Regions from separate parts of the Mus musculus genome. Here region 2 is linked to region 1. The links are chromatin loops, found by intact Hi-C in ENCODE. Cell type or tissue: heart. All regions are shown on one strand.

Region 1 (2,500 bases):
TAGCTCAACACATGGCTATCCTGAGCAGAAAAGATCCTCGAAGCAATCTCTTACCTGTGCTGACATAGGAGGAGGAGCCGCTTTGTCCCCATCTTCTCCTCTCAAAACTGGTCGATTCAGGACAATGCCCGTCTACAAGAAAAAAGAGAGCTCTAGGTCAGACTACAAGGACGTATTCCATTACATAACCTCCTCTTCCATTTATTTACTTAACAAAATGTACCCAGTGCCCACTTGACAGAGACTGGGGCTGGAACCTGAGAAAAGCAACAGGAGTAGAAGTAATTACAATAAAGCAAAACCAAGAACTGACAAAATGGTCAAGAGCCGGCTTGCTGCGTTGAAGTACACAAAAAAGACCTAGCCCGGTGTGCTGGAGCACTCGGAAGGCAAACGCATTAGGATCTCTTAAGTTTGAGGCCAGCCAGGGCTACACTGAGAAACCCTATCGCGAAAGAACAAACAAAAAAAGTATATGAAACGAAGATCCAGCCGCGGAGTGGTGGCGCACGCCTTTAATCCCAGCATTTGGGAGAGGCAGGCGAATTTCTGAGTTCCAGGCCAGCCTGGTCTACAGAGTGAGTCCAGGACAGCCAGGGCTATACAGAGAAACCCTGTCTCAAAAAAAAAAAAAAAAACCAAAAAAAAAAAAAAAAAGAAAAGAAAAAGAAAAAAGAAAGAAGAGAAGAGAAGAGAAGAGAAGAGAAGAGAAGAGAAGAGAAACGAAGATCCATCCGTGAGTAGTCTTAAAGGCCTCCAGGAAAAGTGAGACCTAGCCTGCACTGACAACACTCACCTGACGGGTGTAGGTCTGCAGCCGCTCTACTAACTCCTCGCGACTCCCTATAGGACGAAGCACAGAATCAGGGGGTCAGCATCACCTCGAGCAGGCCAATTTGGCGAGGTCAGGTCCCACAGGCCTGTCTCCGCCCCCCGCCCCGTGGGTCTCCTGGGTAACCAAGCTCCACTTCGCCACAAGCCCACGCAGGGCCCCTCTCGACCGCCTCTGCGCCTCACCCTGGATCGGCGCTCCTATCTCTGCCAATCTGGCCTGAAGCTCCTGCGCAGCCCAGGCTCCATAGTGGCCTGGAGGTGGAGGCGGTGGCAACTGCAACTCTCCTTTGGGAGGTTCGGGATGCTCCGCCGCCATCTTAGCCACAAGAAGGCGCGAGACCAACACGGAAGCTCGGGTCAGCCGCCGGGCCTACTTCCAGAAACTTCCGGTTGCGTAATCCACGTCCCGCGGTGATTGGAGAGAACTTGGTCCAAACACACGCCCTTTCCCTTACCGGGGAATAGGAATCGCCGCCAACGGAGGTTGCAGAGCCTTCTGGGAGTTGTAGTTTGCGGATGCGCCATCTAGAGGACGAACGCTCGCTATGACATCCGGTATGCAGCAGTAGTAATACATCCGCTGCCTGGCTGCAAGAGCTTACTCTACCCAGAGCAGATGCATTCTTCTTCTCTCCTGGCCAAACACATACTAAGTCTTCTGTCCCGACACCCTTCAATGATGAGAGACCTGGGTGCTTATTTCTCCTAGGAGCTCATAGAGATTCCTTTCCGGCGCCCGAATGGGAGGTTGGTGCCGATGGCTCTGATAAAACAGTGTTTGTCTGCTCACTCCCGCCCAGGCGTGCTTGAATGGGCTGAAAGGGGATCGGAGCCGGTGGAGGAACGGACCGCCAAGCTGAGTTCCAGCTGCTGACCTGGGGGAAGGGCACTGCTAAAATAAAATCCCCTTTTGCACCTTCGAAAAAGTCTTAAATAAATGTATTCTCTGTCAAATGCTTCCTTCCCCCTTTCGAGGAATGTTCATTAATACATTTTCCACCTTTCAGGTGTTTTATTATATGTATATGTACCGCTTGCATGCCTGGTATCTGTAGAAGCCAGAAGTGTCAGATCTGGAACTGGAGTTACACTTTTGTGAATCGAACCCAGGTCCTCTGCAAAAGCAACAGTGCTCTTAACACCAATTCTCAAGCCCCAAGGTTTTTGTTGTTTAAGACAAATGTGTCCATATGTGGCCCAGGCTACCCTAGAACTTCTGATCCTTTGCAGGCTACAGATATATACTATCACACCCGATTTCATGGAGTGGAAGATCAAGAGTCATGTAGTTCAGACTGTCTTGGGACAAAATCGAGCCCAAGCCAACCTCTAGCTCTTGGCAATCCTCCTGCCTCTGCTTCTTGAAAACTGGGCTTACTGCTGCCAGCTAATCCATTGTCTTTGTTTCATTTTTAAGTCTTTCCTGTCCTTTATTCCCACCTCCATTCCCCCAAACAGGATCTGGAACTTGATCTTCTTCTATCTTGAAGTATTTAGCATCCAGGAGGCAGCTAATAAATGAGTTGGGAGGTGGGGGTATCTAACCTGGGGACTTTATATTCTTGTAGGAAAAACAAAAAAACCTCAGGACCTTTCTTGGGGCAAGACACCATGACCCTTGCCTGCCCAACATCCACCAATTTATTTTATCTCCTTCCCTCTCCTA
Region 2 (2,500 bases), 190 kb before region 1:
GCAAATCCTTCCGACTCGGGTTGCGCCGCGCTGCCTTGCGGAACCTGTAGTTTCCATGGATATTCGACTTGCCACTGCTGCGCAGGCGCAACTCAGGGAACAGAGCGGCCGTGCACTCTCCAGAAGCCACCCGCGAACGGCCTTCTGGGGTCTGTAGTCTTCCCAATCACTGAACCGACCCAGCTACAAAAAAATCTTCGTTGGGCTACCTAATCTGCAAGTTTGGATCTTGTTTAGTACCGGGGTAGGTAGGTATACTTCGCCTCTGAGGTGGGCAGCCACTTTTACCCTCTCGGTTCGCAGATTGAAACTAAAAGGTGTAGCGTATTTAGGACCAGAAAATTTTGACTTATTCAGTGTTCTTCGTGGAATGGACACTGCAGCCTTAGTACCAGGATTATATGATCACTAGTATTACATATATGAAAAACCATCTCAGGAAGCTCAGTCCAAGAACGTATTAAGAAGTCATAACAGGCAGAATTGTCTAGAACCCCATAAGGGCATGTGTTAGGTGCAACCCCAAAATCTGTAGCATCCCCCCCAAACAGTTCAGGATAATGGCAGAGTATTAGTTCCAGCCTCGAGGGCAGGGAATGATATGCGTGTGTATCCTGTATCCCTCACTCCCGCAGCCTCTCCCGATTCCACCCGACTCAAGGGATGCTCAGGGGCTCTGGGACTCCTCAAAACAAGCCCGGTTCAGATTCAAATCGTCTTTATTTCTACAGCAACATCTGAAAATAGAGAGTGACTGCCTTACCCAACAAATGGGGTAGCCCCTCCTACTGTGTGGGAGGAAGGGGGACATCAGAAGCTGAGGCAAGGATGGCGTGGCAGGATGGCTCAATGGGCTGTGCCCAGGGTGGGGTCAGGCCATGCCTGGGAGGGGCTGGGGTGGGGGCGGGGTGGGGGAGGACAGTGCATTAAGTCCCCGGAAGCAGCACAGGGCCCTGTGGTGTGAGGGTCTGGGCATTTGCAAGATGGAGTGGAACGAATCCCTCCAAGACCAGGCGAAGAGGTCTAGGGACCCCTTTTGGGAGGCTCTGGTCCCAGAACTTGAAGCTTGGGAGATACCACCACTGGGAACGGGGTGATTTAAGGCCTGGGCGGTACCACTGGATAAGAGAGAGGCAGGTGGTGGCCCGGGAATACCGTGGACTGAGAGGAGGGCTGAGAGGATGACACACGGCCAATAACTTATTTCTCTATATACAGAAGCAACGGCCGGGAGTGGAGGGCAAAGGTGCTGAGGGGACAGCAAGTACTTAGTGTTCTTGGCTTTGGGGCTGGGTAGACAGGCCACCACTCCCACAGGCCCTGAACTCAGGGAAGAAAGGCCCCCTGCTGGAAGAATAAATAAGGAGCAGAGCTGGAGCCGGCAGGACCGTCCTCCAGGGCCATGGCTGAGATGACAAGGGAGGAAGTTACCCTGAGATTGAACAGAAAAGACAGGGGTCCTTGGGAGGGGCAGGCAGGACAAGCAGCAGGCCCATGCGCAGGGCTGGGGGAAGGGACCATGTCGGATGGAGGCTCTGGTGACTGGCTGCCCCTTCAGCTTTAGCCCACCAGGGAGCTTCTTCGAGAGAGGTCCATGGAGCTGGAGCTCAAAGTGCGGCTGTCAGAAAGACCCGTGCCTCCAGGCTGTGGGCAGAGGATGCAGCTTAGTCCTAAACTGTTGGGAGTGAAGGGGGACGTGGGGGGTGGGGGGACGACACACACGCAGCATTCCAGAAGAGGAAGGGATGATAAAAGGGCCAAACTAGGTGCCCTGTGCAAATACAGCCAGTCTAAGACTGGCCAAAGTTAAAGTTTAGCTCACAACCAGGACCTGAGAGCTTCAAGTGGGAACTGGTTGACTGGATCTCTGCCCCAAGGCAAGAGTTTTCCCTTTATCTGACCTCTCCCTCCACTTGTTTCTACCAATCTCCGCCTGAAACCAGAGCAGTGGTTGGCTAAAGACTCACCAGGGGAAGTTGGGTGGGGCCATACACAGTAAAAACAGGGCCCAGAGGCCTGGGTCTAGGCTGCCTAGTACCAGGTGCCCTCCATTCTTACCTGGACTGGCTCTTCCACACTCTTGTTAAGGAAGTTAAGAGAGCTGGCCCTCTTCATCCTGAGAAAAAGGAGGGCCAGGATTTGTTAATATTAGGTGAGATAATAAAGGGATACCAGGTTGGGTCTGGGATGGAGGGCATGATAAAGCAGATCTGGTGACAGTGTTTTCCGAGAGGGATGGGAGGGTCAGCAGCTCACCTAGAGTTAGGGGGCTCCTGTGGGCCCCCTCCCTGCAGCTTCCTCACCAGCATCTCACTGCTGCGTCTCAGAGCATCCCGGAGCTTCCCAAAGGAGCCACTGCGCCGCAGAGAGCCGCTGCCGTCCTGTGGGAAGAACAGTCTCTAGGCCCTGCTTTGTAGTCTTACAGCCCTCCTCAGCCTCCACACTCACCCCACTCCACTCAGCTGCAGGCCCTGACTCCTCCAGGTCCGACTCAGATTGA

Evidence for each region. A loop is a pair of places that touch in the nucleus more often than their neighbours do. Peaks named below come from ENCODE experiments on the same cell type or tissue, not always from the same donor. Only the 100,000 strongest peaks of a DNase experiment are listed, where the experiment ranks them.
Region 2: a loop joins it to region 1, with 3 times the contacts of the local background. A loop is called at or near these places in 1 of 42 quality-filtered maps.

Annotation. Positions count from the first base shown.
Region 1 is chr19:5,294,245-5,296,744 of GRCm38, forward strand. Sf3b2 (splicing factor 3b, subunit 2) reads right to left here and starts at 1,211. Exons shown (of 21, transcript NM_030109.2): 1 at 1,018-1,211; 2 at 797-843; 3 at 55-132. The coding sequence starts at 1,150. In heart, a CTCF peak has its summit at 1,360 (motif pointing left); a DNase peak (open chromatin) is centred at 1,257; H3K4me3 peaks cover 2,432 bases; H3K27ac peaks cover 2,062 bases.
Region 2 is chr19:5,107,045-5,109,544 of GRCm38, forward strand. Klc2 (kinesin light chain 2) reads right to left here. Exons shown (of 16, transcript NM_008451.3): 13 at 2,449-2,500; 14 at 2,257-2,381; 15 at 2,059-2,116; 16 at 702-1,644. The coding sequence ends at 1,561. Among named protein-coding and RNA genes, the nearest start is that of Rab1b, 1.3 kb to the left of the region's middle. In heart, a CTCF peak has its summit at 1,348; DNase peaks (open chromatin) are centred at 27, 669 and 1,167; H3K4me3 peaks cover 561 bases; H3K27ac peaks cover 1,576 bases.